Linked DNA regions of Homo sapiens: region 2 is linked to region 1. The links are chromatin loops, found by intact Hi-C in ENCODE. Cell type or tissue: endothelial cell of umbilical vein. All regions are shown on one strand. Each heading gives the region's core, and the rest is flanking DNA. Links, peaks and the distances in the headings are about the cores only. Region 1 overlaps DAPK2 (death associated protein kinase 2). Region 2 has its middle 13 kb from the start of MIR422A.

Region 1 (15,824 bases), core at 3,123-11,122:
CTGGGGCTGTGCTTGACATGGCTGGTGAAGATTGGTAGGCAGCTTCCTTGTCCCCACAGCACAGCCCTGGCTGGGCCTCTGCTTTGCTGAGCAGAGCAGCCTCACTCAGCAGCAGGCAGGCCACACGGGCATCTGGAGAGGGCACTGGGCTGGAGGTCCTTGCTCAGTGACCTTGGTAGTTTCTTGATGTCTCTGGGCTGCTCTGACATGAAGGGACTAAATGATCTCTGAGGTCCCTTGCAGCCCCAACATTGTGAGCTCCCAGGGATGACTGTTCATGCTGCATCCCAGAAAAGAATGAGCAAACATAGCCACTGTTGTCTGAAATCTCATTGGGTGCTGCTCCTTACATAAACCATCTCTCTCAATCACAGAACAACCCCGTGGCTCAGTAGGTTTTGCCCCCATTTTATAGATGGGAAACTGAGCCTCTAAGAGCTCCAGTGTCTGTCCAGTTTTCATACTGTGAACAGCAGAGCTGGGATTTGAACCCAGACTTGCCTTTGTCTTTTGTACTTTATGACATAGCCCCCCAAGGGTGTCTTCATCCTGCTCAGACTTCAGGACACGCTGTGCTGGGCCCACAGGCCATGGGTGCCCCACCGGACAACCACCTTCTGGTCGGCACCACAGCAGGCACCTCTGGCCAGATCCCCCAGGACACAAAGGAGCACGTTGGCCTCTCCCATGGGTGCCTCCCTGGCGGGATGAGCTGGGTGGGTTTGTTTTGACAAGGGTATTTCTGCCTCCTGGTGGCAGGCAGGCCCTGGGCTGGGCAGTGGCGGCACCTGTGGGAATGTGACCCCTCCCTCCAGCCGTGCTTTGGAGGTGATGTCAGGTATGTGGGTGAAGTATTTGGTTGAAGTAAATAAAGCTGGAGGAGAATGACAGGAGTGGGGAGTATGGATAGAATCGGACTGCCCCAGAGGGCACTCTGGCTTGGACCCAGCAGTGTGTGGTTGCAGCAGCCTGTTCTTCCTGACCTGGGGCCAGGAGACCTGCGCCTTTACACGTCCTGCCTTAGAGCCCAAAGCAGTAGGAATTTTCACAGCCAGCTTGGGAGGTTGTGCCATCTCGAAACTGCAGAGCCCAGAGCTTGAAGGGGCTTTGGATGCCATCCACTGCCTGACTTACAGTTGGGGGGCTGAGGCCCAGAGAAAGGACGTGGCCTGCTTAAGCTCACATGGCCTTGGGTGGTGGAGCTGGACCTGCAGTTTTCCAATCTGCAGGCCTGGGCTCTTTTGCACCACCCTGCTCTATTTGGGGAGGGTGGAAGCAGAGAAGCTTAGACCAAATTCCTGGGGAACTGCCACTCTGCTGACCCTTAGCTTCCTTTTGGACCCTCCCTTAGTGCCGTTCCTTCCTGCTCCATCCGCATCACAGCCCTATAGGAGGAATGCACTCTGGAGCCCCTAGTGGTGGTGCGGGGCCTGGCAGAAAAGGAGGAGCCTCTGGCCCTGGATTCTTTCAATTCATTTCCTCAAATATTAATGGAACATGCAGGATGCAAGACGCCACAGGGGATACCAGGAATCCTAAAACCAATTTGAATTTTCTCAGGGAAAAGGCTGCCACCCAGGAAAGTGGCATCACCTGTGAGAGACAGCCTACAGCTTAGGACTGCCAGCAGGCCAGCGTCATCAACACGGAGGGGTTAGAGCACAGGGTTGGGGGAAGCTCAGGGAGAAGTAAGGGAGTTAGCTGGGTGGTCAGGGTGGCTCATGTCTGTAATCCCAACTACTCAGGAGGCTGAGCGGGGAGGATCACTTGAGCTCAGGAGTTTAAATCCAGTCTGGGCAACATCTCATCTCTTTTTTTAGAAAAAGATTCTCTCTAAGTAAGGGAGTAAGGGGAGGCAGGGTTGAGGGGGAAGAGGCTCTGAAAATGAAGAGGAGTAGGACAGGCATTCCAAGCCAGAGCAAAGGATGGAGTTGAGATGTCGTTGTGGAGTGGTAGTGCCCACCCTGCGGGGATATAGAGCAGGTACAGGCAAGGGATGGGTGGTGAGGCTGGAAAGAGAGCATGGGGCAGTCAGTGCCTTGACTACTTCAAATATCAGGTGGGGCATTTGGACTTTCTCCGGTGGCCAGTGGGACCACTGAAGATATTTAACCAGATTCAGTGATGTGTTGGGGAGAAAGGGATTGGACTGCCAGGGAAGCCCCCACCCCACTGCTCCCCACTGATTGTGACATTACAAGCTGTTGCACCTTGGCAAATCATTTAGCCCTGTGTGAGCCCCGTTTTCTTATCTGTGAAATGGAGTTTATAACAGTACCTATCACTCAGCGTGGCTGCAAGGATCACATAGAACACTAGCATCAAATTTGGCTTAGTAAACATGCTGTAAATGTTAGTCCCTACCCTCTGTCCTGGCTGTCATCAGGCTAATAGTGGAGCTTGGGACAGCAAGAAGGAAGCCTGTCTGAAAGCAGGTAGAGCTTCAGGTTTAGGGGCCCAAATCCCCTGGCCAGCCTATAGGTACCTTGGTGGCCTAGGAAGGAAGCAGAAACATGGCTGGATAGCAGGGAGCCATGGCCTCTGTTTACTCCCAATCAGGGCAGGTCTGAGTCTATGGGTATGTCTGGTCCAAATGGCCCAATAAGTGAATGGTGAAGGTAGGGACGAGAACCTGGGTCCTGACGACCCAACAGAGCATTCCTACTGCCCCACGGCCACCTTCCAGCCTGAAACCCCCAGGCTTCATCCTTTTATCCAGACCCAGCTTGGGTGTTCGCCCTGCCAGGACCTCCGTTTTCTCATCTGACTTGAGGACCTCCTGCTCAGGAGCTCCTGAGGCCAGGGATGGGTTCTGGGGCTACTCACTTGCATGGAAGCATCACCAGAAGAAAAGGCACCCTGGGGTAGGACACAGGTGCCAGAGGAGGAAAACAGCTGTGTCTGAGCCAGGCACGAGGTTGCCCCAGGTTGCCAGGCCAGAGTGGCATTGCTGCTTCTCTCTGGGATAGATTTTTTTTGTTTTGTTTTTTTTGAGACAGAGTCCCTCTCTGTCACCCAGACTGGAGTACAGTGGTACGATCTCAGCTCACTGCAGCCTCTGCTTCCCGGGTTCAAGCAATTCTCCTGCCTCAGCCTCCTGAGTAGTGGCAACTACAGGCGTGTGCCACCACGCCCAGCTAATTTTTGTATTTTTTTTAGTAGAGTCGGGGTTTCACCATGTTGACCAGGCTGGTCTTGAACTCCTGACCTCAAGTGATCCACCTACTTCAGCCTCCCAAAGTGCTGGGAATACAGGCATGAGCCACTGCGCCCGGCCTCCTGGGCTAGATTAATAAGACCCCTGAGAAGCAAGGAAGGGGAATCATTTAGTCTAGCGGTTAGGAGCACAAACTTTGGGGCCTGAGAGATAAAGGTTAAAGTTCCTAATGAGGGATAATACAAACTAATGTTATAGTCTCGGTTTCTTTTCTTTTTTCTTTTTGACAGGGTCTCACTCTGTTGCCAAGTCTGGAGTATAGTGGCACAATCATAACTTATTGCAGCCTCAACCTCCTGGGCTCAGGTGATCCTCCCACCTCAGCCTCCTGAGTAGCTGGGACTACAAGTGTGTGCCACCATGCTGGGCTAATTTTTAAAAATTTTTTTTGTAGAGACAGGGTTTCTCCAAGTTGCCCTGGCTGGTCTTGAACTCCTGGGCTTAAGCAATCCTCCTGCCTCTGCCACCCAAAGTTCTGGGGTTACAGGCATGAGCCACCACACCTGGCTAGTCTTGGTTTCTTCTTTTTTTTTTTTTGCAAAAGGAATGATAACACCCACCATGTGAGGTAGTTGAGAGTTCAATGAAGTGTAAAGTATGTCGCATGTTTGCTTAGCACTGGGTCCTGTATATTGCAGGGGCTTAATCAGTGGCACCTGTCTTCACTTGGGGCACATATATTGAGCAGCTGCTGGATATCAGGCTCTATCCCAACCTCTGGGGAGATGACAGGAACAAAACCCTTGGGCAACCCAGTAGAGGGAGACAAGCAGACAAGCTCATCAGAGTAAGAAGCACTGTGTTCGGGTATTACAGGGTACTTTGGGAACTGGGGAGGGTGGTAGGCAGGGAGAGAGCAGAGAAGGCCTTCTGGAGGAGGTACTACCTTTGCTGAAATGTGAATAGGAACTAGCCAGGTTTGGGGTTGGGGTAGTGCAGGGAGAGTGTTCCAGGCAGGAGAGAAGTCACCTGCTGTGTGTTAGGTGCTTGGGGTGGGGCTGAGGACAGATGAGACTCGGGCGGGGGAAACATGGCCCTGCCCTGGGGTTCTTTTTTTTGTTTGTTTTTTTATTTTTGTTTTTTTTGTTGTTGTTTTTTTGAGATGGAGTCTCACTTTGTCGCCCAGGCTGGAGTGTAGCAGTGTGTTCTCGGCTCACTGCAGCCTCCACCTCCCCGGTTCAAGTGATTCTCCCATCTCAGCCCCCTGAGTAGCTAGGATTATAGGTGCATGCCACCACGCCCAGCTAATTTTTATATTTGTAGTAGAGATGGGGTTTCACCATGTTGGCCAGGCTGGTCTCGAACGCCTGACCTCAGGTGATACCCCCTGCCTTGGCCTCCCAAAGTGCTAGGATTACATGTGTGAGCCACTGTGCCCGGCCTGCCCTGAGGTTCTTATAGACCAGTGAAGAAACCATCTCTCCTGGACTGTGTGCCACAGAGGTGAGCCTGTGTGAGGAAGGAGACTCCCATCTTATTTCAGCCTCAATTCTTCCCCTCCACCACCTCATCCCTACTGCTCCATAGTCCTGGGGATCACCAGGTCTGGCTCCCACCCCCATTCAGCGTGTGGTGTGAGATGGTGTCCTGGGCTCTCAGCTATGGTGGTCGGGAGGGCTGGGCCATGGCCCTTCAGCCCCAGGGAGATGTCTCACTGTCTTTTCCCTGGAGGAGAGGAGAAGTTCCTAAGAGGGTGAAACTGCCTGCCTGGGAGGTAGTTGGCAGTTGGGAGGTTGCAGCTGACTGCATGGGGTGCCAGGACACTTGGGTCCATGGGCAGCCCCCAGTGGGCTGGTCAGGGGTGCTAGAGTGGGGCCACTTTCCTGGATCCTCTCCAGGTCATAAGCTGACTTCACCCACCCTCATGCTCCTTTCTGTACAGCCTTAGGGAAATTTGCGGTGCCTTGGGGAGACTTGGACACATTTTCAAAACAGTGTTGAGAGTAATCTCCAGAGGGGAAGAAGAATAAAAAAGCAAAAAAAATGCAAAAGGAAATGTGTTATTTATTTTTTTTAAAAAAAGGAAAAAAAGCCAAGGAAGGCCTCAGTCAGCTCCCTTGAGTGGAAGTTTCCAGCTGGAAGGTCACAGAGACCATAGGCAGCCAGGGGGACCTGGGAGAAGGCATCTGTCCAGATTCACTATCAGTTCAGCTAACAGCTAGGGTCACCCTCAGCATGCCAGCTGCTGTGCTCTGCATTGCAGGGGCAAAGATGCAAAGATCTGAGTCCTCCTTCCGGCTGAGGACAGCTCTGGTAGGGGAGCTATGATAAAAACAGCAAAGGGCCGCTGGACAAGAGAAAGCATGCCAAATGTCATCACAGAAAGGTTCAAATAAGCCTGGTGGGGCCTGGAGCGGGGTGGGGCTCACTCCTGGGGGTGGTGGAGGGTGCTCAGGGTTGCTGAGGAAAGTCTGCAAGAACACAGTGGGTTGAGTTAGACTTTGAAGCCCAGCTAGGATTTCAATGGACAGAGACTGAACAGAAGGCTTTCCAGGCAGAGCAGATGGTGTGAACAAAGGTGCAAGCTGTGGAAACCCTTCAGTGCTTTAAGAAACAGGGATGTTTGATTTTCTTAAATATTTATTTATTTAATAGCTTTATGGAGATATAATTCACATACTATATAATTTATTCACTTAATGTGTACCGTTTACAAAGTTATATAACCAACACCACCATAGTTTATAGAAAATAGAAAAGAAACCTTGTACTCCCCATCTCTCCATTCCCCCAATCCTAGGGGACTACTAATCTACTTTCTGTCTCTGTGGATTTGCCTATGCTGGGTATTTTGTATCAATGGAATATTTTTTGTCTTTTATGACTGGTTCTTTCCCTTAGCATAAATGTTTTCAAGGTTCCTTGCTGCTGTAGCAGGTATCAGTACTTCATTCCTTTTTATATTTCATTTTATTTATTTATTTATTTATTTATTAATTGAGACAGAGACTCACTCTGTTGCCCAGGCTGGAGTGCAGTGGCACGATCTTGGTTCACTGCAACCTCCACCTCCTGGGTTCAAGTGATTCTCCTGCCTCAGCCTCCCGAGCAGCTGGGACTACAGGCGTGCGCCACCACACCCACCTAACTTTTGTATTTTTAGTAGAGACAGGGGTTTTGCCATGTTGGCCGGGCTGGTCTCAAACTCCTGACCTCAAGTAATCCACCCACCTCGACCTCCCAAAGTGCTGGGATTACAGGCATGAGCCACCGCGCCCAGCAGTACTTCATTCCTTTTTATTTTTTTCTTTGGCTTCATTCCTTTTTATGGCCAAATCGAATTCACATGTGGATACTAGATGTGCTATGGGTGTTCACATCTTGTTTATCCATTCATTCACTGTTTCCCCTTCAGGGATATTGGGAATATGCTGCTGTGAACATTTGTATACATATTTTGTGTGGATGTGTGTTTTCAGGACATTTCCTTTAGAGTGGAGTGAAGGAAAGTTGTGTGGAGTGGGAGAAAGTGGGTGAGGCAGAGGGGACCGTAGTCTGAGTGGTTGGGTGGGAGTGAGAAGGGAGAGCTCAGGATTCCATTGCAGCCTCACTGGGAGTCTGGGGTGTGTGAGGGCCAGGCCCATGGGTGTGTGAGGGGCTGTCCCCTACCCTGCACCCACCTGCATTGTTGTGTCAGACCTGGCAGCTGCTTGCTGGGCTGGAAATAGCCTGAGCAGCTGGTATTTTCCCTGGAAATCGGGTGCATTTTTCCTGTGTCCTGCTGAGGACCAAAATTAGTTAAACGCAGAGAGAAGTGTGGGCTACACAGTGAGTCTAGAGGAGGGGAATGTTGTCAACAGGAAGTTGGCTGGCCAGGGGAAAGAGGCGGTCAGGAAGACCAAGGTCAGTAAGCCAAGTATAAACAGAGGCTAAGCTGGGATGTCCCCGTCCCTTTCACACCCACACAGCAGTGCTGGGTTTGTTTACAGGAAATGCTGCAAGTATCTCATTGGCCCCATTTGACAGATAGGAAAACAGAGGCACTGCATTAAAGGGATCTGCCACTCAGAGACAGAATGGAGATGAAGGCTGGAGTCTTCAGTTCTGCTGTGAGCAGAAGGTTTGGTAAAACCCAGGCCTTGCCCTCAATGCTTTACCTGTCTTTGGGTTCACAGAGAAGACTGAGGACCAAAAACAAGGAAGAGTTTATGCTGTTTCAGTCTCCTAAAAAGAACACCAAGTCCCACCCCAAACCCCAAAGCCAAAACACGAACCAACCAGCCTTTAATTACCGTCTTTTTTTTTCTTTTCTTCCTTCCTTTTTTTTTTTTCTACTTTTTGTTGTCCAGCCAGAAAACATTATGTTGTTAGACAAGAATATTCCCATTCCACACATCAAGCTGATTGACTTTGGTCTGGCTCACGAAATAGAAGATGGAGTTGAATTTAAGAATATTTTTGGGACGCCGGAATTTGTTGGTGAGTTGTAGGCCTGTTTGTCTTTCAGCTAAGAATCTGGCATCAAAGGTAGGGATCCTGGGAAGAAACCTGTGTCTGGGGCTATGGCCTCTGAGCAAAGAGATGATGCATTGGGACATCTCTAGAAACCTAATGGGTGGGGAAGGAAATGTCTTATTGGGCCTGGGGATGAGGGCCCAGGTGTAGGCTTTGAGTGCTCAGTGAGGCAAGGGCTGAGTGGGGCCCAGTGGCTCTCAGTGGGGCTACAGCCTGTAAGGTTAAACCCTTGTAGCGCTGGCCCCACCTCGTGCTCTTAGATGAGTTTATTCTTGTGAAGACTTAAAATTACCTCGCCCTCTTGAATTCCCATAAACTCAACCTTCTCTGAACTAGCTTTTGATTTCCTGAAAAGGAAAAAGGAAATCATCTGCCAAATACCACATCCACCCACTCGCCTCTCCTCTATGCCTGGCTTTATTCATGCATGGGGGTGCCCAGCTCCAGTGGGGCCCTGGCTGCTTCCTCTTCCCTCTGTTTCTGTCACCCTTGGCCCAGGCCCCTGCCCATTCTGTACCCCAGAAGCCTCCTTATAGGGCTTGGGCCGGAGATTGGGGTCATGAAGAAATAGCCTGTAGAGGGGGAAGGAATGAGCGCTGAGAACCACCATCTGTTTATCTGCTTTGGGAGTTGGAGTGGTCTTGGAGATAGGGAGGGCATGATGTCCTCAAAATCTGGGTGCTAAAACTTCTGACCACAGTCAAATAAAAAAGAAAGAATGTGTCAGACCAACCACCTGGTGGATTTTCAGGCTCTGCAGCCACCGTAGAATGCTGCTCAGAGACCCCACAGATCCCAGGGCAGGAAGCCCTTGCTGTGTGCCAGGCACTATGTCTCATGCTCTACAAACATTGTCTTAATTATCCCCAAATGGCTTCATGAAGCAGAGTTAATTATTTTCTCCAACAGGTGCCTTGTTCAAGGCAACCCAACCAGTAGGCAGTGGAGCTGAGATTCAAATACAGATACAGCCAACAGCAAAGCCTGTGCTCTTCCCATTATGCCAGGTTGTCTCTCTAACAAACCCTGCCCTCAAAGAGCTTACAATTTAGTTGTAGAAACAAGGCATCAAACCATCAAAAAAGAGTGCCAGAAGGATCTTTTTAGATTTTCTGGTCCAGTTTAACACACGTGGAGATGGCAGGCTGGGGGATTTTAGTTAAGGTAAACTCAGGTTATTTGTCACCTACTGTATGACAGATATTAGGTGATGTATGGGGGACACAGCGATGTTAAGGAGCCATACTCAGAATGACACACCCAAGGTCACAAGTTGGTGGCAGAGCCAACTTAAACCTGGGGCACAGACATCTAGACTTGAGCTTTGTCTGAAAGAGCAGTTGCTACCCACCATTCACATATGTGGTAAAAATGCATGTCTATTAAGTTTATTATAATTGTTAAATAACAATAAACAACTAGAAACTGAGAGCAATAAGGAAGAGGTATCACAAGACAGGATGTGATTAAGTGTAAAGCAAGTAAAATAGATGTTCTGAAAAGACTGTTCATATGAGATACCCACTCTGGCAAAGTCAATGGGATCAGTCATGGCCTTGAGTGAGTGAGAGGAAAAGGGCTGGTGTTGGAGTGGGAGAGGTCTCTGAAGAGGGGTGGGGAGGGAGCCAGAGGAGGGGAGGAACACCTCCCAGGTTCACTGATACCCTACCAGGGAAGTAAGGCCAGAGTAAGGCATTTATCAGGGACAAGTCACTGTCCACTCCAAATGGAGCCCAGAGTTCACACTAGACTGTTAGTGTGAGTGGGTTATTGATGGATGAGGCTATACAATGGAGAGTTTTGCCCAGTGGTATGCTGATAAATATCCAATAACCAGGTCTCAAAAAAAAATTCCCTAATTTATAGCATTGGCCAATTTCAAGGTACTGGCATGTTGTCACTCAACACAGAGTTGGAAAGACATATACCTCATTGGCTTTTGTGAGCCAGTATGGTTTTGTTTGCACTGGTTTTGTTTTACCTTAAAATATATAAGATGACTTCTCCAACCTCTTGGCTAAATTGTGATGACTTTCTTTCCCAAGACCCCTGAGAAACAGGTTATAACCATTTTCCCCTGCTCCCACCATTCCTTTGATATTCTAACCTCAGACCCAGGGTTAAAAAATTAGTGTCAGCTTTTAGTACTAGGGTGGATTAGGTGTTCTGAAAAGCCCTCCTCCTACAAAATTGGATTTTTTTTTTTTTTTTTTTTTGAGACAGGGTCTCACTCTGTCACCCAGGCTGGAGTGCAGTGATGCAATCATACCTCACTGCAGATTCAATGTCCTGGGCTCAAGTAATCCTCCCACCTCAGCCTCCTGAGTAGCTTGGTCTACAGGCATGCACCATTATGCCTGGCAATTTTTTAAAAATTTTTTTGAGGTGGGGTCTCACTATATTGCCCAGGCTGATCTCAAACTCCCGGATTCAAGTGATCCTCCCACCTCAGCCTCCCAAAGTGCTGGGTGACAGGCGTGAACCACCATGCCCGGCTTACAAAACTGGATTCTTGAGAAAAATTTTCTTTTTCATGAAATTCTGGTCTCACAGGAAATAAGAGAAATCTTTATTTTTATTTATTTATTGAGACAGAGTCTCACTCTGTCACCCATGGAGTGCAGTGGTGTGATCTCAGCTCACTGCAACCTCCGCCTCCTGGGTTCAAGTGATTCTTGTGCCTCAGCCTCCCTAGTAGCTGGGATTACAGGCACCCACCACCACGTCTGGCTAATTTTTGTATTTTTAGTAGAGACAGGGTTTCACCATGTTGGCCAGGCAGGTCTCGAACTCCTGACCTCAAGTGATCCCCCTGCCTTGGCCTCCCAAAGTGCTGGGATTACCGACGTGAGCCAGCGAGCCACCGCTCCTGGCCAGAGAAATCTTTAAACATAGTAACTCCTTCAGCACCACCTGTCCCACCCCCAAAAGCTGATGAGTTGAACCTAGAGCTAGAGCAGTGAGCAGCAAGAAAATTCAACAGAAGGAACTCCACTAGAGGCAAGTGCACTTGTCGCCACTTCAGTTAGAGACTAGCAAAATTTAGATGTTCAAGGACATAAGATACTGAAATTATCAGATGTTGACTGTAACATCTGATGGATGGAATATATACACTAGTGGAATATAAATATTAAAGTACATTTTATATACATAGAAATAAAAGGTAGACTCACAAGAATGAGCAAGCAACAAGAGGTGTCAAAAATGACCAGATGAATTTTAAAAAGAACAGGATGATAGAACTTTAAAGAATTTAATTGTTGAAATGTAAAACTCTGTGAATGGGTTAAACAGCAGATTGTATACAGCTAAGGAGAGAGTTGAAGAATTGAAAGAGCTGAAACAAATTAGCTAGAGCACCATAGAGTGACAAAGACATAGAAATATGAAAGAGAGGATAAGCAAAAGAGGATAAAAAGAAAACTTATCATAGATCTCTTTGGAATTCTAAAAGGAGGAAATAGATACAAAAAGAAAAAAAGGAGAAGCACTATTTGAAGAGAATGGCTGAGAATTTTCAGAACTGCATCCATGCATCCACAGACACAGAAAGGACAATATATACCAGGCAGAAAAAAACAAAAATCTTACCTAGACACATTATAGTGAAACTGAAGGGTACCAAGACAAAGCAGTCAGGGAAGACAAATACCTGCAAAAGAACAATAATTAGATCTACAGCATATTTCTCAAAACAACAATGGAAGCCAGTATCCAGTGGAATATTATCTTCAAAGAGCTGAGGAAAAATAAAAAGTAAACCCATAATTGTGTGCCCAGAAAAAATATATCTCAAGAATGAGGCCGGGCATGGTGGCTCATGCCTGTAATCCCAGGACTTTGGGAGGCCGAGGTGGGTGGATCACTTGAGGTCAGGAGCTCGAGACCAGCCTGACCAACATGGTGAAACCCTGTCTCTACTAAAAATACAAAAATTAGCCAGGCATGGTGGCGCACGCTTGTAATCCCAGCAACTTGGGAGGCTAAGGCGGGAGGATCACTTCAACCCAGGAGGCAGAGGTTGTCGTGAACTGAGATCTCGCCATTGCACTCTAGCCTAGACGACAGAGTGAGACCGTGTATCAGGAAAAAAAAAAAAAAAAGAAGGCAAAGATTTAAGAAAAACAAATAAGAACAATTAAAAAAAAACCCCAAAACATTGATATAGAGTTTGCCACCAATACACCATCATTAGCAGAACTTCTAAAAGATGTACTTCTGAATTAAAGAAATGAACTCTGAAGGGAGGCCTCAAAGCAAGAAGTAATAGAAGCAAAGAAATCAGTAAATATTAAGCAAATATAAACATTTTTCTGCCTAAAATTGTGATGATGGCTGGGCGTAGTGACTCACGCCTGTAATCCCAGCTTTTTTGGGAGGCCAAGACGGTTAGATCACTTGAGGCCAGGAGTTTGAGACCAACCTGGGCAACATGGTGAAACCCCACCTCTACTAAAAATACAAAAAATTAGCCAGGCATTGTGGCTCACACTTGTAGTCCCAGTTACACTGGAAGCTGAGGCAGAAGAATTGCTTGAACCTGGGAGGCGGAGGTTGCACAGAGCTGAGATAACACCACTGTACTCCAGCCTGGGCAACAGTGAGAGTCTGTCTCAAAACACAAAACAAAACAATAGGCTGGGTGCCATGGCTCACACCTGTAATCTCAGCACTTTGGGAGGCCAAGGTGGGCGGATCACCTGAGGTCAGGAGTTCAAGACCAGCCTGGCCAACGTGGTGAAACCCCATCTCTACTAAAAATACAAAAATTAGCTGGGTGTGGTGGTGGGTGCCTGTAATCCCGGCTACTTGGGAGGCTGAGGCAGGAGAATCACTTGAACCCAGGAGGCAGAGGTTGCAGTGAGCCAAGATGGCACCATTGCACTCCAGCCTGGGTGACGAGCAAGACTCAGTCTCAAAAAAAAAAAAAAAAAAAAAAAAAACTAGGATAAAACTAGAACATGAAGAAAATGTTAGATGCAGCAGTGTTTAAAATTAATGTTCTGAGGTTTTTAGGTTGTTCGAGGAGCATCAAAATGTTGATTTATATTAGAATTTGTTAGATATCCACAGTTATGTCTCAAAGATAGCTGTTAAAAAAAAGAAGTTGGGGAAAAACAATAAAACCAAAAGTCTTCATTTTTTAAAGAAGGCAAGAAAGGAAAAGAAAAGCACAGAAAAAAAGACAAATAAAAGCATGTTGATGACAGAAATAAAAGTGTATGTATCTCAGATCAATGGCATGAGAAAGTGAGTTCTGCTTCTCAATCTATGATGAAAGCTTTAAAAAAAAAATTCAGCTGGAAGTGGTGGCTCAAGCCTGTAATCCCAGCACTTTGGGAGGCTGAGGCCGGAGGCTTGAGCCTAGAAATTGAAGACCAGCCTGGGCAACGCAGTGAGACCTCATCTCTACAAAAAAATTTAAAAATTACCTGGTATAGTGGCACATGCCTGTGGTCCCAGCTACTTGGGAGGCTGAGGTGAGAGGATCGCTTAACCCTAGGGGGTTGAGTCAGCAGTGAGCTGTGATCATGCCACTGCACTCCAGCCTGGGTGACTAAGCAAGACCCTGTCTCAAAAAAAAAAAAAAAAAAAATCAATCTGTCCTGAACTGCTACTTCAGTAAGATACAATAAAAAATAAATTCTTAGGCCAGGCGCTGTGGCTCACGCCTGTAATCCCAGCACTTTGGGAGGCTGAGAGGCGTGGATCACCTGAGGTCAGGAGTTTGAGACCAGCCTGGCCAACATGGTGAAACCCCGTCTCTACTAAAAATATAAAATTAGCTTGTTGTGGTGGCGTGCACCTGTAATCCCAGCTACTTGGGAGGCTGAGGCAGGAGAATCACTTGAACCCAGGAGGTGGAGGTTGCGATGAGCCGAGATCACATCATTGCACTCCAGCCTGGGCAAAAAGAGTGAAACTCTGTCTCAAAAAAATAAAAATAAAAACAAATAAATTATTAGAAAAATGACCACAGTTTGGATGTCACAACAGTGTCACATTGCTATCAGAGTCTCTAAATGCATAGTCCAAATTTCTGTGCCTATCTTGTTGGACCAGTGACAGTCTGTGGACTATTCGTCTGCAGACCACACTTTGAATTATCACTGACCTAAAGAAAGTCTTTCATGTGCACATTAGGAAACACATGCAAAAAAAAAGTTCATAGCAATGTCGTTTCAATAATTGTTTAAAATGGGAGCCATTTAAATGAACTCTGAGAGGAGAATGACTAAAAAATGATACACATTCACACGATGGATTACCGTATAGCAGTGAAAATGTAAAAAGCATGGATGAACAATCAGTGAACACTAGAAGCATAAATGTTCAGTGAAAAAATAAAGTGACTATAAATCACATGCAGTATGACAGCATTTTTATAAAGCTAAAACAGCAGCAAAACCAGGAGCGTAGTTCCCTGAGTCTTAAAGTAGCAGGATGCAAGAGGACAGGAGGGCAGACACAGGCTGTGGATGCAATGGTTTTGATATTGTTTTAGATAAACTCACACTTTCCCACTCTCCACCTTTTCCATTCGCAGTTGAATGGGCTCAGTCCTTCCTCCTTCTCAAGCTACTGTCCTCTTTTTTGCCTCCATGATCTCCAAGCTTTTAAAAAGTGTCATCTAAAAAAAATAAATAAATAAATAAAATAAAGTGTCATCTATACTCTTACCTCTACTTCTTTGTAGCTTCTTTTTTTTTTTTTTTTTTTTTTTTTGAGACGGAGTTTTGTTCTTGTTGCCCAGGCTGGAGTGCGATGGCACAATTTCAGCTCAACTGCAACCTCCATCTCCTGGGTTCAAGCAGTTCTCCTGCCTCAGCCTCCTGAGTAGCTGGGATTACAGGCATGTGCTACCACGCCCGGCTAATTTTGTACTTTTAGTTGAGACAGGGTTTCTCCATGTTGGTCAGGCTGATCTCAAACTCCCAACCTCAGGTGATCTGCCCACCTTGGCCTCCCAAAGTGCTGGGATTACAGGCGTAAGCCACTGTGCCCAGCCTTTTTTTTTTTTTTTTTTAAACAGGGTCTCACTCTGTCACCCAGGCTGGCGTGCAGTGGCATGATCTCAGCTCACTGCAACCTCCACCTCCCAGGTTCAAGCAATTCTCATGCCTCAGCCTCCCAAGTAGCTGGGGTTAAAAGCACCCGCCACCATACCCAGCTAATTTTTTTTTATTTTTAGTAGAGATGGGATTTCGCTATGTTGGCCAAGCTGGTCTCGAACTCTTGACATCAAGTGATCCACCTACCTTGGCCTCCCAAAGTGCTGGGATTACAGGTTTGAGCCACCACGCCCATCCTATACCTTCTTGACACTCTGGGCACTGCGGGGCTGTGAAATTCAACACTCACTTTCCAGGGATTATCTGCTTGATCTCTGGGGAGCATTTGATCTTCTTCTCTCCTTGGCAGAGCCATCTCTCCTAGTCTCTGCACCCTCTCCTGCTCATCACATCGTTGGCTCAGCTCCTGCTCCTTCCTGTACATGGATGGCTCCAAACGTGATGGCTCTGGACCACTCCCCTGGAGCCTGCCCCTGGACATCTTCCCCTGGCTGCCCCTCAGGCACCTCAAGCTCATTGTCTCAGGGACCCCCAGGAATGTCCTCCTGCTCCTCAGGTGGGAGGTACCCTCTTTCAGACCAGACTCAGGAAAATGGAGTTCTTCTCTGCCTTCTTCTTCATCACTTTCCAGCACTGACATGACTGGTCTTTACCAGAGAGTTCTAAAGCAGGCCACATAGCCGAGGCCCCATTTCTCCTTCCTGTACCTTCCTCTCCCTGCCCTTCTCTTCCTTTTTCAGGTGTTCGGTGTACTTTTCCTCTTCCTATCAAGGCCTGTTTGTAAAAGGTTTCTACCAGGATAACAGACAACTCTTTTCTTAGTCCTTTTGGGCTGCTTTAATGAAATACCTTAAAGTGGGTCATTTATAAACAACAGAAATTTATTGCTTACAGTTTTGAAGGATAGGAAGTCCAAGGTCAAGGTGCCAGCAAATTTGGACTCTGGTGAGAGCTCACCCTGTTTCATAGATGGTGCCTTCTTGCTAAGTTGTCAAATGACCAAAGGGGCAAACAAGTTCTCTCAGGCCTCTTTTTCTATTTCTTTCTCTTTTTTTTAAGATGGGTCTCACTCTGTC
Region 2 (15,824 bases), core at 4,052-12,051, 82 kb after region 1:
GCCTGTAATCCCAGCAAATTGGGAGGCCAAGGTGGGCGGATCATTTGAGGTCAGGAGTTTGAGACCAGCCTGTCTAACGTGGTGGAGCCCGTCTCTATTAAAAAATATATATACAAAAAAAAATAGCCAGGCATGATGGCGAGGGCCTGTAATCCCAGCTACCTTGGAGGCTGAGGCAGGAGAATCTGGGAGGTGGAGGAACCTGGGAGGTGGAGGCTGCAGTGAGCCGAGATCGCGCCACTACACTCCAGCCTGGGCTGGACTTTTGAGACTCCGTCTCAAAAAAAACAAAAAAGTGTACAATTCAATGGCTTTTGGCACATTAATTTATTAATCTTAACATTGTGAGAAAATATATATAACATAAAATTTGTCATTGTAACCTTTTTTTTTTTTTTTGAGATGGAGTCTCGCTCTGTCACCCAGGCTGGAGTGCAGTGGCGCGAACTCAGCTCACTGCAAGCTCCGCCTCCCGGGTTCACGCCATTCTCCTGCCTCAGCCTCCCAAGTAGCTGGGACTACAGGCGCCTACCATCACCCCCGGCTAATTTTTTTTGTATTTTTTAGTAGAGACGGGGTTTCACATGTTAGCCAGGATGGTCTCGATCTCCTGACCTCATGATCCACCCGCCTAGGCCTCCCAAAGTGCTGGGATTACAGGCGTGAGCCACTGTGCCCGGCCCATTGTAACCATTTTTAAGTCCATAGTTAAGTTGATTATATTCACAATGTTCTTTTATTTAATCCCTGTGAAGATGCCATTTTATAGATGAGAAAACGGAGGCTAAGTTAATGAATTTACCTATAGCTACTCAACGAGGAAGCAGCCAAGTAGAGTTGCAAACTCAAAGTCAAGCTGAAGGCTGGGTGCTTCCCAGCAGGCCAGGTTACCTTCTATGAGGTGGAGAGGCTCCTGGCAGATCAACCATCCAGAGTAGCTGGAAGGCGGGCTTGTTGTTGCCTAAAGGAGCCAGGGGAAACCGCACAGCATGCTTTGGCCCCTCATGGCTCCTCACTGACCCTCCTAAGTCGACTTTGAACCACAGTGACATGTACTCTCCTTTGTGCCCTGACACCTGTTCTCCCTAGAGGGCACAGATGGGCTACCTCCTCCTCCTCCTCCTGGCCAAACTTTTTGAAAGAAGGACCCACAACTCTCTCTGATTCCTCATTCCTTGTTATTCCTCAGTCCACTGAGATCCAATCCCATCATTCCTTTGATACTACCTGCCCCCATCGGCGTCACTGAGTGGCCTGGTGAGCAAATCTAATGGATCCCTCTCTCGGGGCTGTACTGGCTTTCCTAGTGGCTCAATGGCACCCCACTCTCCTGGTTCTCCCAATTCTCATCACCCCTCTGCTTCCCTCACTCCTCCCTTCCCTAAAGGGAGGGCATAGAAGGCCAAGGGAGCCCTAAGCTAGGCCACCATCTGTTTCCTCAGAGTCTGGTCTGTCTTTGGACTGCACTTGCTTGCCTGGTCAGTCTCCCATCTCCCTTAAATTCAGAACCATCCATGTGTGGCCACTACCAAATTTCTACCTCCTGCCAGGCCAGACCTCTCATCTGAGCTCCAGCCACAAGTCCTGCCTGGCCAGCCTCCCTGGTCATCCCACAGGCACCTCAAGCGAACCATGTCTAATGGACCTCAGCACCCCTCCCCTTCCAAACCAGCTTCTCTTTCCATGTCCCTATCTCAGTGACACACACCATCATCTACCCAGTCATAAGAAGCAGAAACCTGGGAGTCACTCTCTGGAATGTGAACTCACGGGGCAGGGATTTTTTTCTTACTTGTTTAAAGCCTATATTCCAAGCACGTGGAACTGGCTTAGGAGGTGCCTAATAAGTATTTGTTGAATGAAAATCTTTTTTTTTTTTTAAATAGAGATGGCGTCTCACTATGTTGCCCAGGCTGGTCTTGAACTCCCGGCCTCAACTGATCCTCCCACCTCAGCCTCCCAATGTGCTGGGATTACAGGCATGAGCAACCACACCTGGCATTGAATGAATTCTTGCCTTCTCCCACATACCAAAACCATCTCCAAGACCTGTCCATTTTGCCCTTTAAACATTCTCTTTCCTGGCATGGTGATGCATACTTGTAGTCCCAGCTACTCCAGAGGCTGAGGCAAGAGGATTACTTAATCCCAGGAGTTCAAGGCCAGCCTATAGAACATAGCGAGACCCATCTTATAAAAAGAATAAAATGAAAACATTCTCTCACATACTTCTACATCCTCCAACAACGTTGCTGCTCCCCTAGCCTAAGTCCCCCTCATCTCTTGCTAGGACGAGTGCAACAAAGTCCTCACTGGTCTTTCTGCTTTTGCTCTCCCATTCCCTGGGGCACCAGCTGGCGGATGCTTTCTACAACCCCAGCATGACGTTCCCCTCACCTGCTTAAAACCCTGCAAAGAGTCCCTGTTGATATCAGGATAAACTTTTTTGGCATTGAGGGGGTTAGAGAATAGTTTTGAATAAATGTTTTTCTACTCTCTGCAGCAGACTGAGGACCAGAGCCCTTGGCACGCCCAGCCCCAAACATTTTTTCCTGAGGGTTGGGGGGTATCGAAGAGCCCTCTAACATCAGAGATTCTCCCAAGGGGAGTGGTGTTGAGCTCTCTAACATTGGGGAGCTCTGCCAGCTCCTTGCCAAGATGCTGGCCTAGCTTAGGACTCCCTTGGCCTTCTATGCCTTCCCTTTCCCTTTGCTCCTCCCATTCACTGTAGAGTCCATTCAGGGTGCATGACCTGGGTGTTGCTACCAGCAGAGGTGAGAGAAAGAGAAAAATGGGAGAAAGACAGAGCTGCCAGGGAGACTCAGCCCCCTTCTCTCCTGGGATCCTTCTTTCTCACCATCCTGAGTCTGCACCCTGATCTACCTGTGGCCACCACTGAGGGTCTCCTAGGGGCTTGGCAGATGGGGACACTAGGCTGCCAGCAAGGGGCAGAGGCCTTTGTCAGAGTAAGCAGGAGAGAGAGACAGAGAGAGAGAGAGAGAGAGACCTAGTGTCCTTTCTTCCCTGAAGTAAAAGACTCCTGGCTTCACATGCCTTCCTGGCCTTGGGCCTTGGTAACTTAGAGCCTGAGGGTGAGCCTGGAGTGATGGGGACTAGAGGCACAGGGGTTTCCTGGGGGTAGGACATAGAGGGAATCAGCCTGCAGGGAGGTCAAAATGCTTTGAACTCGGGCTGCAGGAACCTTTGAGAAGTGCTCAGAACTCAGATTCTAAGGACACCCTAGCGAAGTGACTGAACTGAGGCTGTGGGACCTTTCTGGGAAATGTGCGAAATTTAGGCTGCAGGGGCTCACTGAATTCAGGCAGGGGGTTCTTAGGAAATGTACTGACTCTAACTGTGAGGCTGTCTGGGGAGGCTGATAAACTCAGGTCCAACAGGACATTCTTGAGGACTGCATTGAACTCAAGTTGTAGGGGCTTCTTGGAGAGACCCATGAACTGAGTTTATGGACCCTTTTTGGGGAGGTCACTGAACTTTCACTGCATGCCTGGAACTTTGCTTGCAGACTCAAAGTCCATGTGGCTGTCCTCTGCTACACAAACTCAGAGGTACAAGACATACAGACAGACATGGACTGCAGTTACCCAAGGATCATTCACAGTCTCTCCTCTCTCCTTGCTACACACACACATACACACACACACACATACACACACCCTGTCTCTTCAGTCCCCTCTCCTGGTTCTTCCATAATTTCCTAACCTCTGAACACAGGAATGTTCAGAGTTCAGTCCACAAACCTCCCCATTTGTTTATACTCACTTTTTTTTTTTTTTTTTGAGATAGGGTCTTGCTCTGCCACCCAGGCTAGAGCGCAGTGGCCCAATCTCGGCTCCCTGCAATCTCTGCCTCCCAGGTTCAAGCGATTCTCATGCCTCAGCCTCCCAAGTAGCTGGGACTACAGGCACATACCACCATGCCCAGTTAATTTTTGTATTTTTAGTAGAGACTGGGTTTAACCATGTTGCCCAGGCTGGTCTTGAACTCTTGACCTCAAGCGATCCCAGCAATGTCTATCTGGGCACTCTTCACTCCTTTACCCAGCTTTGTATTTTCTCTGTAGCTCTTATCACAGTCTGATATACTGTAGATTTATTTGTTATTTGTTCATTGTCCGTCTCTTCCCACTTAAATATAAACTCCATTAAGGCAAAGACTTTGTCTTGTTCACTGCTGTATCCCTCCAATTACAACAGTGCTTGAAAAATAGCAGTGCTCAATAGATATTTGTCGAATGAATGAATGAATGCTGGGAACCAAGTGAATATTTGTTGAATTGAGGGGTACTGGACCCCACTTTTTGTTTTTCTTTGAGACAGTCTCACTCTGTGCCCAGGCTGGAGTGCAGTGGTGCAATCTTGGCTCACTGCAACCTCTGCCTCCCAGGTTCAAGCAATTCTCCTGCCTCAGCCTCCCAAGCAGCTGGGACTATAGGCACAAGCCACTAATTTTTGTATTTTTAGTAGAGACAGGGTTTTACCATGTTGGCCAGGCTGGTCTCAAACTCTTGACCCCAGGTGATCCACCTGTCTCAGCCTCCCAGAGTGCTGGGTTCACAGGCATAAGCCACTGCACCTGGCCTGGACCCTACTCTTGATCTTTGTGGATCACACAGACCTGTATCTTCCTTTTCAGAGATTCTTTAAAAAAAAGAGAGAGAGAGATTTTTTCTAAATCAGTTACCAAGGCTGTTAAATGGGAAAATGAATAGCTAGTCTAAAGGAGGAAATTTAGCACTTGTAGAACAGCAAGGGGGTGCTTGAAGCATGACAGCTGAAGGTAACATATATAGGTAATGTAATACAGGTAACATAGCCTACATGAGTAATGTCTAGTCTGAAAACGAATACTACTTTGAGTATTTAAAACAGAAAGATGTTAATAGACATCACACAAGCAATGGAAGAATCAAGAAAGCACTGGAGAGTATGACACAACTCAGATCAGCAGCAGCAGGAAACCATTTCTACTCCTAGGCCAGAGAGTGAGGAGGAAGGTTTTCAGGGCACAGGGACCAGGGACATCAACAGATACTTTCTTGTAATTCTGACAGCTGCTATAAGGAGAGGAGTCTGGGGCATCTGGCCGCGTTTCCAAATCTGCTCGGCCCTTTTCTTCCAAGGATGATCTGGTTCTGCTCTTTGATCCAGGGCACTGCTTTAAAGAGCCTGTTTGTTTGTGGCAGGCACCAGACTAGTATTGTCACTGGTTCATGGACTCTGAAAGCACCTAGAAGATCCACTGTTCCTGTGGCAGTGGATGATGGCAGCTGGTACACCCTGGGTGCAGCTGGTGTCTTTGATTTAGTACAAGCACCTTTCAAAGATTTCATTACACTTGAAAGCCTCACCTCCGGAAGGCAGTGGGTGGGGGAGCAGCTGTTCAGCCTCTGTAGAGATAGGACCAATGGGTGCATTTCTGAGGAAGTAGACTTCAACTAAGGAAGAAGTTTTTAACACAGCTGCCAGCAATGGCCTTGGCTCTCTTGTGAAGAAGTGAGCTTTCTGCTCCAGAAGGTATTCTAGCAGTCTGTCAAAAATCTTGCAGTGAGGAAAGCCTACAGTGGCCTACAAAAGCCTGCTAAATGCCTTCTCCATTGCTTCTAACTTTGCCCAACTCTGAATTCTGTGGGTGAACAACTAGCTCCTTTCATTCTGGCCCTCTATTCTTTCTTTTTTCTTTTTCTTTTCTTTTTTTTTTTTTTTTTTTTGAGACGTATCACTGGTGTCGCCCAGGCTAGAGTGCAGTGGGGCCATCTTAGCTCACTGCAACCTCTACTTCCTGGGTTCAAGTGATTCTCCTGCCTCAGCCTCCTGAGTAGCTGGGATTACAGGCATGCACCATGACACCTGGCTAGTTCTTTTGGTATTTTTAGTAGAGACAGGGTTTCACCATGTTGGCCAGGCTGGTCTCGAACTCCTGACCTCAAGTGATCTGCCCGCCTCAGCCTCCCAAAGTGTTGAGATTACAGGCATGAGCTACCATGCCCAGCCTGGCCCTCTATTCTTGACACATCCTTCTGCAGACCAACCCCATGTCTGCAAGTTTCATAACCCCAGTGAGAGAGCATCTGAGGGCAGGGTAGGCATGTGCCACTCAGTAGGCCTTCCCTCCTGTCTCACTTCTCACTCCCATGGCCAACTCATAGCCTGGCTTTTGGTTGAGGAAACTGGCACTTGGTGAGTATAGTAGATCGAATAACAGCCCCTCAAAGATGTCCACATCTTAATTCCTGAACCTATGTTAATTTACATGGCAAAAAGAGGTCTTGCAGATGTGATTAAATTAGAAATCATGGGATGGGGAGATGATCCCAGATTAGCCAGGTGAGCCCAATGCAATCACTAGAGTCCTTATAAAAGAAAGGCAGGGCAGAGAAGAAGACAGAAGCAGGGGTTGGAGTGATGTTCTTTGTAAAAATGGAGGAAGCAGCCATGAGCCAAAGAATGCAGATGACATCAGAAGCTGGAAAAGGCAAGGGAATGGATCTCCCCTAGGGCCTCCAGAAAGAATGCAGCCCTGCTAACACCTTGCTTTTAGCCCCATAAGACCCATTTTTTTTTCAGGCTTCTGACCTCCAGAACTGCAAGATAATAAACTTGTATTGTTTTAAGCTACTACATTCGTCATAATTCATTTTCAAAACAGGAAACTAATATAGAGGACTTACGATCCATTCCCATGACAACCAACACAACAGCCTGGTAGCTGACCAAATAAAAAGGCCAGGCATGGTGGCTCACACGTGTAATCTCAGCACTCTGGGAGGCCCAGGAGGGTGGGTCACTTGAGGTCAGGAGTTCAAGACCAGCCTGGCCAACATGGTGAAACCCCATCTCTACTAAAAATACAAAATCAACCGGGCATGGTGGCAGGCATCTGTAGTCCCAGCTACTCAGGAGGCTGAGGCACGAGAATCACCTGAACCCATGAGGCAGAGGTTGCGGTGAGTCAAGATTGTACCACTGCACTCCAGCCTGGGCAACAGAGCAAGACTCTGTCTCAAAAAAACAAACAAAAAACATTTTCCATAGGAAGGAAGCAAACATGGTAGTTAAAAGCATGGGTCTTGCAGGCAAACAGACCTGATTCAAATCCAAGCTCTGCTAGGTTGCGTGATAGCTCAGAGCTTCATTGTCTCATCTGTAAAATGGGAGTGTTACGGCCACCTTGCCCAAGGTGGTTGTGAAGATGAAATAAAATAATGCAGTTAAAGCACTCAGCATAGGTCCTAGAACACAGGAAAGTCTCAGTAAATAGTAGTGGTAGCTATTATTACTCCTACCACCATCTCCATCATTGCTACTACTGTTACTACCAATACTACTGCAGTTGCTGCTGCTACTGCTACTATTACTGCTGCAGCTATTGCTAATATTACTATTGCTATTTACCACAACAATATCTATGCCTGGGGCCAGACACAGTGAATCACTCCTGTAATCTCAGAACTTTGGGAGGCTGAGGCAGGAGGATCGCTTGAGCACAAGAATTGGAGACCCACCTAGGCAACACAGCAAGACCCCATCTCTACAAAAAAATAAAAATGAAAAAATTAGTCAGGCATAGTAGCACATATCTGTAGTCCTAGCTACTTGAGAAGCTGAGGTGGGAGGATTGCTTGAGCCCAGGAGTTTGAGGTTGCTGTGAGCTATGATTGTGCCACTGCACTCCAGCCTGGGCGACAGAGGGAGACCCTGTCTCTAAACAAAACAAATCTATGCCTGAAGAGCAGGGGCGATGTCACAAAAAGGATGAATAGAGACGGCAGCAACAATAAGGGAGGATGTGCTTAGAAGGGGTCAAAGTCTGGAGGTCACAACTTCACACTGCTAGTTGGGATTGAATTTTGAGTCTGAAGCCTGGTCTGAGGGCTCTTGAGGCTGAGGAGGTTAACATCTGCATCCACCCACTCAACATTTCTGCTGGAGTGTCTGTGTCTGGGGTGCAGCCTCCTGGCTAAGAGACCCTGGCTCAGGATCACCAACCAAGGCCTTCCATCTGTGCTTCCGTCTGGCCCAGTGCCCTTAGGCCAGGCCTGGAATTATGGGATGCTGTGGAAATGCAGACACATGACATAGCCCAGAATTCAAGGTGCTGACCTTTTGATCTTAGAGACAAACCAGGATCCTGAACCCAGTTACACATACATGTCCTCATTGTATTTCCCAGTTGAGAAGGCGAATCAGACAGCAAAAGAATGTGTGGACAAGATACAAACGCCTCTTCATTATTTCTGTGTTTCTTTTCCAAGGCCTCACTGTTGTTTAGGGGCCTACCCTGCTGCTTTTCTTTGAATGTACAGAAAGGCACCAGGTTGCTTTTCCCTAAGACTCTGGGTTTTGATGAGTAACACACTAAGACAATATGCTGCAGATATTTTTAGCAGCAACACCACCTAATATGTTGTTAAGAATTCTCCTCTGGAGTCAGATAGCATCTGGCCTCACATCCTGGTTTTGCTACTTGTTAGCTGTGTGGCCTTGGGCAAATTCCTTAACTTTTCTGAGGCTCAATTTCCTCATTTTAAAATGGTTTTATAGCAGATACCTTCTAGAGTTCTTGTAAGGAGAAATGAGATGATCCATATAATCATACCGAGCACAATGCCTGTACTTTAACCATTACTCAGTAGATGTGGGTCATTGCTGTTAGCGCTATCGTGATGTTACCATTTTCAGAGCATAGCTTTAACTTAGGACCAGAGGCAGCCACAAGTCTAGATGCTAATGTGGCTTTACCTCTCTGTGTTGTCATAGTGGCCTGAGGCTGCATGCTTGGCAAGGTCTGGGAAGTTAGGACCCTTTCCCTTTCAGAGTTCAGGAGGGTGAGCAGCTTAAGGATCCACCAGGTGGGTTCAGCTGGGCACAGTTCTACAAACAAGGAAGACATGTTGACATGTTCCAGGTGTGCTCCACAGCTGTTGTGGCAGGGATTGGTGCTGTTTATTATACGAAACCATAAAAGAGGCCAGGCACAGTGGCTCATGCCTGTAATCCCAGCATTTTGGGAGGCCAAGGCAGGCAGATCACCTGAGGTCAGGAGTTCAAAACCAGCCTGGCCGACATGGTGAAACCCCATCTCTACTAAAAATACAAAAATTAGCCAGATGTAGTGGCAGGCACCTGTAATTTCAGCTACTCAGGAGGCTGAGACAGGAGAATCACTTGAACCCGGGAGGCGGAGGTTGCAGGGAGCTGAGATTGCACCATTGCACTCCAGCCTGAGCAACAAGAGCAAAACTGTCTCAAAAAATAAATAAATAAATAAATAAAATTAAAAGAAATAAAAGAGGCCAGGTGTGATGGTTCACACCTGTAATCCCAGCACTTTGGGAGGCCAAGGTGGGCGGATCACAAAGTCAGGAGTTCGAGACCAGCCTGGCCAACATGGTGAAACCCCATCTCTACTAAAAAACACAAAAATGGCTAGGCCTGGTGGTTCGCATCTGTAATCCCAGCTACCTGGGGAGGCTGAGGAAGAAGAATCGCTTGAACCCAGGAGGTGGATGTTGCAGTGAGCTGAGATCATGCCACTATACTCCAGCCTGGGCGACAGAGTGAGACTCTGTCTCAAAATTAAAAAAATAAATTAATAAATCAAAATCACTGCTGGAAAGTTGGTTTCTAACTTTACATATCTTTGGATGAAATGTTGACTTAGTTGACTGGCTAATTCAGTTCTGAGTGATGAAAACATACCTGAGAAATCATGACACTTCAGGTTTACCGTAAATGTCATAACTTGGGACAAGATGCCTGAGTACATACAGGATATAGAGAATGAGTCAAAAGACATTTGGCAAGGGCTTTGAATTCACTCCCCTGGAGTGACAACAACTGATGGGGGGTAGTGAATTAGGCATTCTCCTTTATCACAGGTGGGAGTGAAATCACTGCAATCTTTGGGGATGTAATTTGGCTGTTCACATCAAACTGTTTATTTCTTTAGGCTTGGTAATCCCACCTCTGATAATCTATTCTAAAGAAATAATCCACATATTTAGAAAGAGCTGTATGCATATATTTGTTCATTGGCTCGTTATGTATAAGAGTGAAAAGATGGAAACCTACATGTCAACCTAAAGGTCTAACAACATGGAGTTGGTTAAATAAGTGACAACATATCCACTCAGTGGCATATTATGCAGCCATTGCTAATGAGTATCATAAAGGCATAGGAAATGGTGGGTGGTATTTATCAAGTGAAAAAGTTAAATACAAAATGGTATAATTGTAACTGTGTGAACAACTGTAAACAGAAAAAAGATTGGAAAGACTCAAGAAAGATATCATTAGTGATTGTGTTTAGGGTGATGGAGAAATTGCGAGTAACGTTTTTGTACATGTTCCAAGTCTTAAATTTTGTAGTTATATAACTTGTGTGGGAGGCAGAATGATGACCTTTGAAAGACCGCCTTGTCTTAATCCCTGGCCCCTGTGAATATGTTACCTTGCATGGCAAAGAGGGCTTTGCAGATATGATTAAGTTAAGGATTTTCAGATGGGGAGAGTATTCTGGATTCTCCAGTGGGCTGAGCAGAATCACAAAGGTCCTTATAAAAGGCAGGTTAGAGTCAGGGTGAGAGAGCGGTTTGAAAATGCTGTGCTCCTGGCTTTGAAGATGGAGGAACAGGCTATGAGCCAAGAAATGGAGGCAACTTTTAGAAACTGAAAAGGAAACAGTGTCCCCTAGATCCTCCAGAAGGAACACAGCTCAGCCAACACCTTGACTTTAGTCCATATAGACCTATTTCAAACTTCTGACTTCCCAGAAATGTAAGATAAAAAATGTTTGTTGTTTTAAGCCATTAAGTTTGTTATGACAGGGTATCGTGATTCTCCAGGCCTGTGTCACATACCCACTCCTGCAGTCAGGGACTAGGAGGAATAGTGCCACACAGCCAGAAAGAGGGCAATTCCTTAAAGGCATGCAAAAGCAGAAGCTATCCTCAATCCATTTTTATTTTATTTAACATTTATTATGTTTTAATTGAACAAAAGTCATATGTATTTACAAACACAATTTTGTAAAAATAATTTCAACTATTTTATTTTATTTTTTGAGACGGAGTCTTGCTCTGTCACCCAGGCTGGAGTGCAGTGGCGCAATCTTGGCTCATTGCAACCTCCGCCTCCCAAGTAGCTGGGATTACAGGTGCACGCCACCACGCCCAGCTAATTTTTGTATTTTTAGCAGAGATGGGATTTTGCCATGTTGGCCAGACTGGTCTCGAACTCCTAACCTCAAGTGATCCGCCCACCTTGGCCTCCTAAAGTGCTGGGATTACAGGCATAAGCCACCGTGCCCGGCCCACAACTTTTATTTTAGATTCACAGGGTACATGTGCAGATTTGTTACATGGGTATATTGCATGATGCTGAGATTAGGCATATGAATGATCTCATCACCCAGGTAGCCAGCATAGTACCCAACAGGCAGTTTTTCAGTCCTCATTCCTCCCCCTTTTCCCCCCTCTAGTAGCCCCAGTGTCTATGTTCCCATTTTTATGTCTGTATGTACCCAATGTTTAGCTCCCACTTATAAGTGAGAACATGTGATATTTGGTTTTCTGTTCCTGCATTAATTACTTTAGGATAATGGCCTCCAGCCTCATCCACGTTGCTGCAAAGGACATGATTTCATTCTTTTTATGGCTGTGTAGTATTCCATGGTGTATATGTACCACATTTTCTTTCCTTTTTGGAGACAGGGTCTTGCTGTGTTACCCAGGTTGGACTGTTGTGGCCTGATTACAGCTCACTGCAGTCTCAAACTCCTGGGCTCAAGGGGTTCTTTGGCCTTGGCCTCTCAAGTAGCTGGGACTACAGGTGTGTGCCACCACACCTGGCTAATTAATTTTTTTTTTTTTTTTTTTAGAGACAGTGTCTCATCACCTTGCCCAGGCTGGTCTTGGACTCCTGAGCTCAAGCAATCCTCCCACCTCAACCTCCCCAAAGCCTAGAGTACAGGCATGAACCACTGCACCTGCTGGCACATTTTCTTTGTCCAGTCCACTGTTGGTGGGCACCTAGGCTGATTCCATATCTCTGCTATTGTGAATTGTGCTGCAATGAACATATGAGTGCATGTATATTTTCTGTAGAACAATCTGGATATTAGTCCTTTGTTGGATGCATAATTTGCAAATATTTTCTCTATTTTTGCAAATATTTTGTCAGTTTTTGTTTTTGTTGCTATTGCTTTTAAGGACTTAGCCATAAATTATTTGCCCAGGCTGATGTCCAGAATGGCATTTCCTAGGTTTTCTTCTAGGACTTTTATAGTTTGAGATCTTACATTTAAATATTTAATCCGTCTTCATTTAATTTTTGTATACAGTGAAACGCAGGGATCCAGCTTTATTTTTCTGCATATGGCTAGCCAGTTATCACAGCATCATTTATCAAATAGGGAATCCCTTTCCCATTGCTTATTTTTGTCAACTTTGTCAAAGATCAGATGCTGTCAGTGTATGGCTTTATTTCTGGGTTCTCTATTCTGTTTGGCCTATGTGTCTGTTTTTCTACCAGTATCATGCTGTTTTGATTATTGTAGTTTATAGTTTGAAGTTAGGTAATGTGATGCCTTTGGCTTTGTTCTTTTTGCTTAGGATTGCTTTGGCTATTCAGGCTCTTTTTTTGGTTCCATATGAATTTTAGAAGAGTTTTTCCTAATTCTGTGAAAAATGACATTGGTAGTTTGATAGGAATAACGTTGAATTTGTAGATTGCTTTAGGCAGTATGGCCATTTTAATGATATTAACTCTTCCGGTCCATGAGTATGGAATGTTTTTCCATTTGTTTGTGTCATCTTTGATTTCTTTCAGAACTGTTTTGTAGTTCTCCTTGTAGAGATCTTTCACCTCCTTGGTTAGATGTATTCCTAGGTACTTTTTGTTTTTAATGCTCTTGTAAATGGCATTGCATTCTTGATGTGGCTCTCAGCATGAATGTTATTGACGTATAAAAATGATAAGATTTTTGTACATCAATTTTGTATCCTGTAACTTTACTGAAGTTGTTTATCAGATCTAGGAGCCTTTTGGCAGAGTCTTTAAGGTTTTCTAGGTACAGTATGACGTCAGCAAAGAGAGGTCATTTGTCTTCTTTTTTATTTGGATGCCATTTATTTCTTTTTTGCCTGATTGCTCTGACTAGGACTTCCAGTATTATTTTGAATAGGAGTGATGATATTGGGCATCCTTGTCTTGTTCTTGTTTTTATTTTTTAATTTATTTTTATTTTTTTATTTTTTGAGATGGAGTTTCTCTCTTGTCACCCAGGCTGGAGTGCAATGGCGCAATCTCGGCTCACTGCAACCTCCACCTCCCAGGTTCAAGTGATTATCCTACCTCAGCCTCCTGAGTAACTGGGATTACAGGCATGTGCCACCATGCCCTGGTAATTTTGTATTTTTAGTAGAGACGGGGTTTCACCACGTTGGTTAGGTTGGTCTCGAACTCCTGACCTCAGATGATCTGCCCTCCTCAGCCTCCCAAAGTGCTGAGATTACAGGCGTGAGCCACAGTGCCCGGCCATTTTTTTTTTTTTTTTTTTTTTTTTAATGAGACAGAGTCTTGCTTTATTGCCCAGGCTGGGGTATGGTAGGCTCACTGCAACCTCTGCCTCCAGGATGCAAGAGATTCTAATGTCTCAGCCTCCCGAGTAGCTAGGATTACGGGCATGTGTGAACACACCTGACTAATTGTTAGTAGTAGGGACGGGGTTTTGCCATGTTGGCCAGGCTAGTCTCAAACCCCTGGCCTTAAGTGATCTGGCCGCCTCAGCCTCCCAAAGTGCTGGGATTACAGGCATGAGCCACAGCACCTGGCCTTGTTTCTGTTTTCAAAAGGGGTGCTTCTAGCTTTTGTCTATTCATGATGTTGGCTGTGGGTTTGTCATAGATATGTTGAGGCACAACATGATGTTTTGAAATATATATACATTTTGATATGGCTAAATCAAATTAATTAACATATGCATACCTAATCTATCCATATTTTATATCATGATTAATTTGCATATTACTCCATAGTCTTCATAATTACCATTTTAATGGATTTAGGATTACATCATACCATAGCTTGACTAACCCTTGTGTAATATTGTTGGCTACTTAGATTGCTTTTAAAATTCTTCTGTTATAAATAATGCTGTAATGAACATCTTTGTGCATATAGTTTTCTCTATAAGTTAGATTATTTCTGTCAGATAGATTTCCAGAAGAGGGGTCACTGAACTAAAGGTGAGAACAATGATTTATTTTGGCAAATTGTTTTCCAGAAGGGCTTTATTAATGCACAGAGAGTGGTGCAGCTGCCGAAGCAAAGGTGGAATTGTGCTGTCAGGCTTTGCAAACTGAGGTGGGTTGAAGACATATAGATTGGTGTGTCCTGAGGCCATGAGTAAAGCAACAAACAGGAAACATGTTTATCCTGCAAACTGACTTGTAGTTAGGTAATGTATACCTTTTTCATCTTTCAGATTGGTAAAACTTGAAAGACTGATAGATAACATACAATGCTCGTAAGACTGAGAAAACAGATGCCACATCTTACTGGCTATCAAATACAGAAAAAAAAAAGGTTATTCTGGAGGGCTCTATCTCATTCTGTTGTCAAAGGACCAAACTTGAGTTTAATCCAGTCCTTGGATATAGCTGCAGATTGTAGGAAATATGGGGGACAGAAAAACTCGTTGAACTGCACCAAGTAAAACAGATGCCAGGTGATAGAAATGGAAATTACTACAACCTTGTGGGAAAATAATCTGGCTATATGAATTAAAATTTAAAATACACATGATCTTTGACTTGGGAATCCCATTTTTGTGAATTTCACCTACAAAAAGAAGGTATCAGGTCTGTTTCTTGTTGGTGTCAGTTCCTCTCTCTTTATAGCTTACAGCTCCCAGCATGGGTTGAGGCTATCATTTGTCTTTGGCCTTATCTCTAGGGGATGCCATATTCTTTGTCTTAAACAACTAAGCATTTGATATGGAGTGTGGCAGAGGCAGCTGTCTCCAGTAGCCATTTTACCTTTCTTCCTTTTAGGAAGAGCCACAGAGCCTATGATCATCCCGTTAGAGGCCATGAAACCCAGCCTCCCTTACAGCTAGACATAGCCACGTGAATAAGTTCTGGCCAACAGGACTTGAGGGCAAGGGATATCTGCAACCTCTGGGGGTGAAACAATCAGATTTATCCATCTGGAAATTTTGGCCTTGAGAAATACTAGTGAATATCCACTGTCTCTTGAACTGAAAGACAGAATTGAGAGCTACAGGATGGCTATTTTCTGCCAGGGGAAAAGAGAAACGAGAAGAAATGTTTTGCAGAGAAAGGAGAATAGAGCGCATGCAAAACAGAAGAGTAGAGGCTGGGATCCCATAAGGTCCCAGAGTGCTCAGAGCAGCTATTCCAGTCCTGTCCTTGGGTCCTTATTTTATTTTATTTTTTTTTGAGACAGAATTTCTGTTGCTCAGGCTGGAAGGTAATGACACAATCATAGCTCACTGCAGCCTTGACCTCCTGGGCTCAAGCAATCTTCCCACTCCAGCCTCCCGGGCGTGTACCACCACACCCAGCTAATTTTTAAATTTTTAGTAAACACAGGATCTCACCACATTGCCCAGCCTAGTCTTGAACTCCTGGACTCAAGCAGTCCTCCCACGTCAGCCTGCCAAAGTCATGGGATTACAGGTGAGAACCGCTGCGCCCTGCCTTTTTGGTCCTTTTAATAGATGTCCTGTTTTTCCTTCAGCTAATTTAAATGATATTTCTTTCATGTGCAAGAAAAGTG

Evidence for each region. Peaks named below come from ENCODE experiments on the same cell type or tissue, not always from the same donor. Only the 100,000 strongest peaks of a DNase experiment are listed, where the experiment ranks them.
Region 2: a loop joins it to region 1, with 10 times the contacts of the local background. A loop is called at or near these places in 2 of 110 quality-filtered maps.

Annotation. Positions count from the first base shown.
Region 1 is chr15:63,931,044-63,946,867 of GRCh38, reverse strand. It overlaps DAPK2 (death associated protein kinase 2), which reads left to right. Exons shown (of 12, transcript NM_014326.5): 5 at 7,507-7,636. It overlaps LOC101928988 (a long non-coding RNA gene), which reads right to left. Exons shown (of 4, transcript NR_120344.1): 3 at 14,191-14,306; 4 at 10,915-11,327. Among named protein-coding and RNA genes, the nearest start is that of MIR422A, 68 kb to the right of the region's middle. In endothelial cell of umbilical vein, for the core only: no CTCF peak of the experiment used is centred there; DNase peaks (open chromatin) are centred at 6,997 and 9,127; H3K27ac peaks cover 2,186 bases.
Region 2 is chr15:63,849,889-63,865,712 of GRCh38, reverse strand. No RefSeq gene overlaps it. Among named protein-coding and RNA genes, the nearest start is that of MIR422A, 13 kb to the left of the region's middle. RefSeq lists an enhancer at 5,193-5,252. In endothelial cell of umbilical vein, for the core only: no CTCF peak of the experiment used is centred there; DNase peaks (open chromatin) are centred at 6,652 and 8,442; H3K27ac peaks cover 3,214 bases.